3 separate regions of the Homo sapiens genome follow, and all the other regions are linked to region 3. A link is a contact called in ENCODE Hi-C or POLR2A ChIA-PET data. All regions are on one chromosome and are shown on one strand. Each heading gives the region's core, a stretch centred on a gene start or an enhancer-like site at or near the end of the contact. The rest is flanking DNA. Distances are from core to core; before and after follow the strand shown.

What was found. A loop is a pair of places that touch in the nucleus more often than their neighbours do. ChIA-PET counts read pairs that join two places held with the same protein, here RNA polymerase II (POLR2A). Pooled maps may share reads with other maps.
Region 1: a pooled map shows a loop between it and region 3 (7-fold over the local background). The contact joins the promoter of DDX3X here to the promoter of CHST7 in region 3. A Hi-C loop is called at or near these places in 1 of 37 single-sample maps with no recorded cell type and 6 of 50 pooled maps. POLR2A ChIA-PET finds 5 or more read pairs at or near these places in 1 of 52 experiments (activated B cell).
Region 2: a loop to region 3 is called in a pooled map, with 17 times the contacts of the local background. The contact joins the promoter of USP9X here to the promoter of CHST7 in region 3. A Hi-C loop is called at or near these places in 1 of 37 single-sample maps with no recorded cell type and 5 of 50 pooled maps. POLR2A ChIA-PET finds 5 or more read pairs at or near these places in 1 of 52 experiments (T-cell).

The regions. Positions count from the first base shown.
Region 1 is chrX:41,332,354-41,335,692 of GRCh38, reverse strand. DDX3X (DEAD-box helicase 3 X-linked) reads right to left here and starts at 1,531. Exons shown (of 17, transcript NM_001356.5): 1 at 1,396-1,531. The coding sequence starts at 1,440. RefSeq lists an enhancer at 1,901-2,130 and a silencer at 2,221-2,710.
Region 2 is chrX:41,083,932-41,087,294 of GRCh38, reverse strand. USP9X (ubiquitin specific peptidase 9 X-linked) reads right to left here and starts at 1,850. Exons shown (of 45, transcript NM_001039591.3): 1 at 1,186-1,850. RefSeq lists silencers at 656-1,115, 1,816-2,195, 2,626-2,695 and enhancers at 1,240-1,777, 2,316-2,855, 2,605-2,899.
Region 3 is chrX:46,572,461-46,575,658 of GRCh38, reverse strand. It overlaps CHST7 (carbohydrate sulfotransferase 7), which reads right to left and starts at 1,894. Exons shown (of 2, transcript NM_019886.4): 1 at 236-1,894. The coding sequence starts at 1,727. The coding sequence ends at 267. RefSeq lists silencers at 647-706, 827-876.

The sequences.
Region 1 (3,339 bases), core at 282-2,781, 5.2 Mb after region 3:
ACTACATTAAACTATGTATTCAATTAATTTGTGCCACTAAACTTCGTCTCAGGATTATTCCGGAGTTTGTGAAATCAACGCTCCCCTAATCACAGTAGACAGTAGTTTATTTAAAAGCTCCGCATAACCCACACAAGAGCTTATCTGAAGCCTGGTGCCACTGTTGCGGTGGGATGCAGACTTCCTGCCACCAAAGTCCATAACCTTCTCCTCTCAAATCACACATCTTTCTCTCCTCTGCCCCTAAACCCTTAGAAGAGGGGATTCTGGCTAAGAGAAAAAACCCGGGGGCCTGGGACCCATTGCAAGATTCTACTCCACAGATAGCAACAAGTCAACAACAAAACTGTTTACTTCCCCCCTAAGCCGGGTGTTTTTCCAATGGCGGATTCCTGGATCACAGTCACTAACACGAAGACACTACCACAACCCGCGATGACCCCTCCACCCCAGAAAAACAACGCGGGACTCCCGGCTAACATACCACACAGGGACAATCTGGGGCAAGCAAGGAGGAGAAAGGGCCTCGCTGGCTCCCTAACCTCCCCGCCACGTCCAACCTCTATCTCCAGGGCCCAGCGCGCAGCGGCCAATTCCTGCCTCCCCTCCCCGCCCCCACCCCTCCCCCACTCCTCCCCAATCTTCTGCGTCACAAAACTTTCCACTCCGGAAACGCAGCCTCCCCGGCTGCGGCGCAGGGCCCCCGGACCCTGCGGAACCTGGGCTGAAGCGAAAAAGCCAGCGGAAGGAACCCGGGAAAAAACAAGAAACCCATTCCATCCTCCTTTCCAGGCCTTCGCCCGCCCGAGACCCGCCGTCTCCCGGAGGTGAGCCACAGCGCCGCCCAGCACCACACAAAAGAGGCCGCCGCCATTACCCCGAGCGAAGGCCGCCCCCTCCCACATTCCTGGGCCGCGTTCTACCCCTTGCTCGCAGGCACGCAAACACCGGGTGCCGCCAGGTCCTCCGGACGGGAATCCAGGCTGCGCCAGCCGTGAAGGCCGAAGCCCTCCAAGCCAAAAGGGCCTCCAGTCGCGTCCCGCCGCGCTGCGCACTCCCGCAAACCCCCCCAGGTCACTAATCAGTCGGGATTCGCGCATGCGCGTCCCCGCGAGAGCGCGCGCACTTCCTCCCCCTCCGCCCGCCTGCGCACGCACACACAAAAGCCGCCATTGTGCTCGTCCCGGGGACAATACAGCGGGCCGAGACCGGGCCCGGGCGACAGCCCCAACCAACATTCCTATCCCTCTATAGCCCCGGGGCACTCACACCCGCCAGCCCGGGGCACCCAGAAAATGAAAAGTAAGGGTGCCGGTTAGCGCTGCGCCATTAGCCAGGTTAGGTCAGGGGAGGAATTCACGCAGCAGCCAGCCCGGTGGGGTTCTTGCGGCTCACCTGCTGGTCCAGCCCGAGCGCATTTTCCACTGCCACATGACTCATCCCTGAAGAGTACCGAGAACTCGGAGTCTTCCGCTGCTAAGCGAGTGTTTGTTCCACCGCGAAGGCCCTCTCACGGGAGAACTGCGGCTCTGGAGCGCACCGCGCGGCCACGGATCTAATATACCCGCTGGAAAGCCGGCTACGTCAGCACGTACAACGTGTGCCCTCCCTCTCACACCGCAATTCCCTGTCGCGGCGACTTCTGCCCGGCTACTGCGCGCTCCCTCAGGTCTAAGCTCAAGGGATTTCCTACTTAGTCCTGTCGCCCCTAGCAGTCCTGCCTTGGAGCTTAGGGTGCGAAATGCTGTCCCAGTTCTCTCGAGCTACACTTCCCGTGCTCTCCGCTAAAACCCTAGTCTCAGCCTCGGAGTTCTCGAGATCTCGCGAGAACTTGCGTCTCCCGCTTTCCACCGGCTAAGACGCCTGAAAATGTTAACCTAGGCCTCTTCGCCCCCCTTTCCAACCTTACGCATTCGCTCCCCTTTCCAACTCTATGCACTCAGCTTTCGTTTTTCGTTTTTTTTGTTTTTGTTTTTTTTTTCCTAACACTGGCCTTCACTCTTCTTCCTCTCTCAGTTCCCGGGCTTGGAGATGTGGTGGGATTTCTCCGGTCTAATCTGCCCTCGCTCTTCCGCGGGTAGCCTCCCCTTAGTGGGAGCTAGGCAGATTCCCGAAACTGAGAGGGCGGCAGGCCACGTGACCGTAGGTGTCGCGTGCGGTGGCCATTTTGTGAAGCAGGAAACGGTGGCTTGAATATAGAGTGCTCCGGACGGGGGAGGGGAGGGGAAGAGGAGGAGAGAACAGAGGGAAGGGGAGGAGAGGGAGGGAAAAGAGGGGAGCGGAGTAAGGGGAAAGGAGGAGGGAGGAGGGTAGGATGGTGACCGGGGCGGGAGTCGGGGGGAAATGGAGGGGAGCCGGCGGCGCGCGCAGGTGGCCGGACACCTTCCTGCGCGGTTGCCTAGGCAGCGGGGGCGCCGCCTAGAAACACACAATGGCCCCTCCTGGCCAACCCCCCGACGTGTGCGCGCGCGCCTCCGCCCCCGCCCCCCGCGGTGAGGGAACAATGAGACAGACACGCGCTGATCCGGAACCGCCGCTGGCGCGCCCTCCCGGGACCCCGGCTCTCCGCAGGAATGCGGGCTACATTTGCCCCTAGTTTCCTCCCGCGGGGCGCCCAGCGGCTTAGGGCCGGTGACCACCGGCGTTGCGGGGACCCCGCGGGTGGCGAACGGCTCTTCTAGGGCCCAAGGGTGTCGGGAATGTTTGTAGCCGGTGCAACCTGGGCCTGCCGGAGGGGCTGCAGCGGGGTTACCGGCCTGGGCTCGGGGTGACTCTCAGGCCGCTGCGGTGGATGAGGAACAGGAGGAACCGGGTTTCTACCGTCGGTGGAACCTCTTCCTGTGGTTCCCTCCTAGGCAGGCCACCCCAAGTCCCGGCTTCGGTGCCGCAGGCCCTTAAATAGAAGAAGGTGTTTACTAGTGGATTCCCGGCTTTGAGCCGGCGCCCGCACATCCGTAGTTTCTTATGACCGCTTTCCCCTCTCTTCTGACCCTCAGCCCTACGAAATTAAATAAAACGCAGTGGTTTCCACCACCCCCACAAAAGGTCTTCTGCTGCCAGAATTCAAATAGTTCGTGCTCATCACATAATTTACTATACACATAACTTCTCTCCCTTCTCAATTTTTAAAATCGAGACGGAAATTCGAACGAGATAGGGAGAGAATATCACACTGTCGGGGGCAAGTTGTTTAACGGCTTTGGGTCTCAATTTGCTCATCTATAAAAGGAGTCTGCTACATTCCATAACCCTGTGAAAGACCCAACTCCTTTTCATAACGAGTATTTTCTAACGCCCCCTTTACCTATACTGAAATAACAAAACCTAAATTGTTTATGT
Region 2 (3,363 bases), core at 601-3,100, 5.5 Mb after region 3:
TCATTCTTCCTCAAAAGTGAAAGTATACAAACGTTAAGTAGATTTAGGGACTCATGGGTTTCCAGGTAAAAGAACAGTACACATACTTCTCTCCCCGAAAAATAAAGCATGAATATTTAATCTATACCTACAACTTGCTTATTTAAACTAAAAGACAATCTGAAGCAATTATATACACCTGTAAACTGCACCGTGTAAATTCAATTAACGTTGTAACTATGGAACTTCCAAAAAATAACATGCTTAATTTAAGCAGGTTCTACTAGAAATTTTGCAAATTCTCGTGTAAGTTCTAGTCGCTACAGAAATCCACACAAATAATTTAAGAAGCCATCTACACACCTGCTGTATAACTCTTTAACTTATTTCACAATGAATGAAAAATCAGCCATTTATCCAACCCTAAGCCTCACGTCACAAGAATCTGAAGACCTGATCACTACCAAACTCGCACATGCTAATATTTGCAGAAACAGTTAAAAATAGAAAGGTAATAGGTCCAAGCTAGCTTGGAAGCGATTTCTGCATTCAAAAACCCCTTTCACGGCTTTGGCCCTCTGCAAATAAAGCGGGGCGAAGGAGGTGTAGGAGGCCGATAACCCAGCTCCCACTCCAGGAGCCCAGGGCCGGGGAGAAACTGCGGGTTATCGCGGGAGGGTGGGGGGAGGCGGACAAGTCGTCAGGCCTGATAGCCAGGCGTAGCCGAGGCCTAGCTCCCCAGCTCCAAATCACTCCACCTCAGTAATGGCGTTTGGTGTCAAGTGGAACCAGACCGGGTAGGAAAGCGGCCGCCGGGCGGGGGGCGGCCAGCCCCCAAACCGACCCGGCCCCCGGGTGCGGACGGCGGGGGGGCTGCCCGCCACGCCCGGAGACTCCATCCTCCTACTCGGCCCCAGACAGGACGGGAAGGGGGAGGAGGGGGAGGGACGGAGCCGTCAGCCATTTTCCCTTACAGTCCAAAACACACAGACACGCTCTCGGGACACCGGCTCCACACACAACACGGGCCCGCGCGCCCGCCCAGCCCGGGCCGGAGGAGGGGGAACGGGGAAGCCCCAGCCTGGCCGGCAGCCGCCGAGGGAAGAGGCTCGCACACACGCACACCCCCCTCGCCCTCCTCCCCTCACCCACATCCAGCTGTTGGCCCCGGGAAAGAGCGTCGCCCCAGTGCAGCTGGCCACTCACCGCACGACACAGACGTCTTCTCACAACCAGGGCACACGGAGGCGGGAGGCACCAGGCGACGGTGGGGCTCGGTCCCGGGACGAGACCTACCCTGGGTGCATCCCAGGCCCGGGGGTGACCGGCAACAAAGTGTATCGAAAGGCTGCGGCGGCCGGGCTCGGGGCTGCGGGCGTCTCAACCAAAAGGCTGCACACCGGCGCCGGAACTCGCTCCTCGCCGCGCCCGCCTCCTCCTCCTCCTTGGCCGGCGACGGCCCTCTTCCCCTTCTCCCCTCAGGCTGGGGCTCTCGCTGAGCTCAGACGGGCTCCGGGCGGTGCGTTTCTCCTGCGTCACCTCCTCCTGCTCCTCCTCCTGCAGCGACGGCTTCACCTTCCCCTAGTCGCCGCCTCTGTCCCCGCTCCAGGCCTGGTGGCTTTGAAGTAGCTCGCTCCTCGCTCCCGGCGCCGACCCAAGCACCGGGCGCTAAGGCGGCCGCCTCCCGTGAGAGAGAGGCGGCGGCGGCGGGCTCCCGCGAGGCCCGGGAGCTGTGTAAGGCGGGGAGGGGCTAGGCGCGACAGAGGCCCTGACGGGGCCGGGTGCGGAGAGGTTGCGGCTCCGGCGGCGGCGGAGACTAGCGTCCGCAGCCGCGGATGCCCGTCCTCGTCAATATGGCGGATCCGGCAAACCAAAAAAAAAAAAACCGCTCGGCCAGTGGCGGCGGCGGTAGCGGCGACGGCGGCAGCAGCGGTGGCGGCGGCGGCGGCGGCGCAGACTCCCACTAGCCCCAGAGCCGCCCAAGACCCGAAGTTCTCCGCCCCCGTCAGGGCCCGCCCCTTTCAGGCCCCTCCTTTCGGCCCTCCCCCTGCTCCTGCCCAGCCCCCTCCCGCTCAGCTGCCCCCTCTTCTCTCCCTCCACCCCGGGCCGTCAAGGCTGGGAGAGCAGCGCGAGCCGCTGAGGGGGCCGGGCTTCGGCGCGAGCCGCCGGGAACCCGGAGAGCTAGGGTGGGGGAGGGGAAGACAATGCGGTAAAGATTGTTCGCGCAGTACTGTTTCTTCCGGCTGGCCCCTTCAGGGTCGTGCTACGGCCAGAAATCCTGTTCCATGCCCCTCGGCTCAGGAGCGGGACGAGGGCAGAGGTGGCTCTAGGACCGAAGTTGGGGAAGGGAGGCCCGAAAAGATCTGGCACACCACTCGGGAGGGGCTGGGCGGCAGGGACTGGCGGGGTGTGTGGCCACGACAGGGTTAATCGCGTGAGCCGCAGCCGCGTCGCTCATAGTTTGACTCGGGCCGCTTGTTTTTGTTCCATTGTGAACCGTAGCCCCGCCGACAAGAACCCGGATGATGACGTCACCGGCCTCCCCCTTTTCCGGGACCGTGGGGGGAGGGGCGCGGAAAGATGAGATCTCGAGACCACGCGCTGGGCGGTCGCCGCCGCGGTGCCTGGAGGTCCCGGCGGTGCAGCTGACCCGCGTCACGTGACGCACGAGCTGGCCGGGCCACTGGCTGCGGGGGCGCGAGGTCCCGAGGGCCTGGCCACCTGCTTGGCGCCGATAGGGGGAAGGTGTGGCTATCTCCCGCAGCGGAAGGAGGGGGCGTGGGGAGTGAGGTCCTTTTCCCCACCCCGCGAGGGAGGTGCTCTGAGAAACTCTTTCACACGATCATGCATCATCACTACCTCAAAGCGTTTAGGCGTCCTCAAAGCGTTTAGGCGTCCTCACAGCCTAGCTGACGGGACTGACCACCTTTTTGGCCATAGGAGCCCTTCAAACAGACCAGCAAAGAAAAAAATTATAAAGTGCCCCAGACGGCTTAGCGAATAGGCCGTACTTGATGTGGCAAGATTAGCCTCCATTGCCAGATCATCAGCACAATTCGGTGTTAGGACCCGGAAGAAACTTATGAACCCATCCGCTGTGTCATGGACTATTTTCTACATGTTTATATTCCAAAGTGCGGGCATAGGAAAAACTTAGGCTAATCTCAAATTAATGGGGTGCTTGGAACAAATCTGTACAGTCTACCTAGGATGCCCAAATGAAGAGGAAATTAACAGTTCCTAATTTACAGATTTCCTTTTGACTTAAAAAATACCTGTGGACATCAAATGGCATGCAAAATCATAGTAAAACCCTACAAACCGAGATCTATTTTATAGAGAAGAGGGTTGAATTTAGTTATGCTATGATTATATCAGTTTGTA
Region 3 (3,198 bases), core at 645-3,144:
ACGCCTAAATATCCTCTCTCATCTCAGGATCTCCCTCTAAGGAGGCGCGAGGCTAAGCTGGAGATTCCGATGAATCTACCAAATTCTACGAGCAGGACTTTCCCATCCTCTTGGACCTGATCTGATAGAATGGGATCCAGCATGGTACCCTCCCCCCTACACTTCCCCCTCCCCAGGCCATTCCAGGCTCCCGGAAGACCAGTCCCGGTCCCTGCCTTGCCCCGGGCCACCTTACCCGGATCCGTGCCGGGGACAGGGATGGGAGGCTACGTGGCGCCGTCGGCATCCATCTCCAGCGGCGTCTCCCCTTCCCTGGGCTGCTCCGCGTCGCCCTCCTCTCCGCTGCGAGGGTAGGCGAGCAGACGCATGGCTGGAGCGCAGGCGGCCTCCACCTGGCGCACCTGCTCTCGGCTCAGGCGCTCGCGCCAGGCGTGCACCGCCTCCCGGGCGTCGCGCGCTGACAGGTGGAAGGGCCGGTCGGCGCCGTAGGCCGCGCCGCGAGTCATGTTGAGCGCGAAGGCATCGAGCGCTGCGAGCGCGCGTAGCCCGGAGAAGCGCAGCAGGCGGCGCAGCTGGGCGCGTGGCTGCCGCACCAGGTCCTCATAGCGCAGCCTCAGGTAGCGGCGCCGCAGCCAGGCGGGCGCGCCGCGCGCGAAAAGCAGATCGCGCAGCCAGGCTTCGCAGATCACCTCGAGCGCACCGGTCAGGAAGAAATCGGCGCGCGGCGCGGCGGGCAGCGCGCGAGACTGGCCCCCGGGGCGAGCACCCACGCCGTGCGCCAGCAGCACACGGTGGAAGCGGTCGCCCCTCTGGCGGGTGCGCAGCACCTGGATGCTCTCGCGCAGCAGTCCCTGCCTAGACTTGAGGCGCGAGTTGTGCACCGCCCTCGGGTCGCGGAAAAGCTGCACCACCTTCAGGTTGAGGCCTGGATCACGCAACAGGGGCACCAGCACGCCCAGATCGAGCAGGCGCACGTCCTTGATGACCACCACCGGGTACTTTCGGCACTCGGCCTCCAGGGCGCGTATCGCCACGGGTGGGCAGCTGCGCTCGCAGGCGGTGTCCTCGACGAGGCCCACCTCGGCCCGGGCACGGGGTGCGCCAGGACACAGTGGCGGCGAGCAGATGACCTTGTTAGTCCGCCAGCGGAAGAGGGCGGCCGTGGTAAGATTGGCCGTGTCCGGGGCGCGCGCAGCGGGGTCCCCCGGCGGCGCGTACAGCCGCAGCACGGAGAAGTCGCAGCGGAAGAGCGAACGCAGCATGTCGCGCAGCGCGCCCTGCAAGCTCTCGGCGTCGCCCGGATACAGCGCCTGCCATAGATGCCACATGGGCTCATACAAGTAGAAAACGTCCGGGTGCTGGTTAAAGAGTTCGCCCAGGAAGGACGAGCCGGTGCGCCAGGTGGCATGCACGTAGATGTGCTGCTTCTCGCGAGACACTGCCTCCCCGACAGCGCCGCTGAGGTTGCTTGGGAACCGAGGAGACTGGTTCGCGCCCCCTTCCTCGGCGGCCCGCGCCTCCGCTCCCTGCTCGCGTTCGCCGGCCGCCGCCGCCTCCAGGCTCCACACTCCCAGGCTGCGCTGCAGGCCGGGGCAGTGCTCGGCGCCCTTGTCCCCGTCGCGGCCGCCGTCCAATACGGAGGGGACGAGCAACAGCACCAGCGTGTACAGCACCAACAGCAGCGCGAACTTGCAGTACTCTCGGCGTCGCCGCCGCCGGCCCTTCATCGTTCACCGACCCTCCAGAGCGGGTCGGGCGCCAGTCTTCTCCCGTTCCTCAGAAATCCCGTGCCAGGTCCGCTCCTGTGGCCTCTCCCGGCCCCTCTGCGCCGGGAGGAGCAGAGCCGCGGGGCCGCGCATCCACAAGGGGAAACTTGGAAGGCGGTGGTGCTACTGACGGCGCCCCTGCCCTCTCGGCTTAGCAGCCGGAGAGCCGCCTATTGGCCGGCTTGGCAGCCGCCCGCCCCGCCTTTCTGCCCGCCTGGGTTCGCCCACGGCTCTGCCAGATCTGGGCGGGGCTGTAGCGGGGCTGGGACGCCGGCTTACCCAGCCAGACCCCCACCTTTCCCCAAACCCTCCGTAATGAAGTCTTCATCAATGACTTCAGGCAAAGGAGGGGCCTGTGTGTACAGAATGTACCCAGTAAAGGGCCATAGACCCCACCCGGAGAAGGTCACTGCCTCTTCTGTTTTATGTCCCCTGCCTAGCCATCGCTATCCTAGGCAGATAAACACTCGCCACTATACATCCAGCGCCCCCATCAGCCCTGGAGTGGGTGTTACTGAGTTCCGGACTGAAAGATAGAAGATTGTACGTGGCAGAGCGGTCCAGGGGGGTTGGAGATACTACTGCATCCACGCAGCACATTTCATAAAGTCTAGCCTTTGTGAAATTCTAAGTGTTGTGTTCCTTAGGGTTTCACCAGCTGATGGGCTCTGCACATTTTACCAATACTCTGGGGCCCAGTTTGGTCATTTGTAAAATGTGAATAATTCTTAGTACCCATGTACCTCCTGGGATTGCGAGATTTGGGGGTTGTTACCACAGTATAACCCAGCCTATTCTGACACCTATGAGCAAAAGACATTTACAGAATCAAAGTGGTAGAATGGTGACCTTTCTCAGGAGCTCGGTGTTTAAAAGGACCCGTAAGAAGAAATGTGTACCCAAAGATAGATGAAAAAGAGACAGGAAGTCCAACAGGCAGATGAAGACTAGAGTTACTAAAATTCAAAACAGAACCAAAAAAGATACATTTTGCTCTGTTTCATCAGGCTAATGAATAAGGAAGTGAGAGCTTCCTTTCACCAGCTTGGGGAAGGTGTTGTAAAGTTAATAAAACATAGAAAGCATATCTACTTATCTCCACCAGGGGAAGGTGTTCAAATTGGAAGAGTGAGAACATATGCAATGCTCTCCACTGGTCTTTTTCATCACGGAAGCTACTCCACCTGTGAAACCACTGACTCAAGCATTTCGTTTTCTTTCCACAATTCCCCTCTTCTTCCAGCCAGTTGTTCAAATCTTCCCTATTCTCCAACCTCCACTTTTTGACCACCACCCCCACTTTCTTCTCAATTTTTCATATTCAGCTGAAAGATGCCATACCATTATTTTAATAACACTCCCTCCAATAAGCTAAACTCACGTGCCCTCTGCCTTTTCATTACTCATCTAGCAAAATCCCCCAAACCCTGCT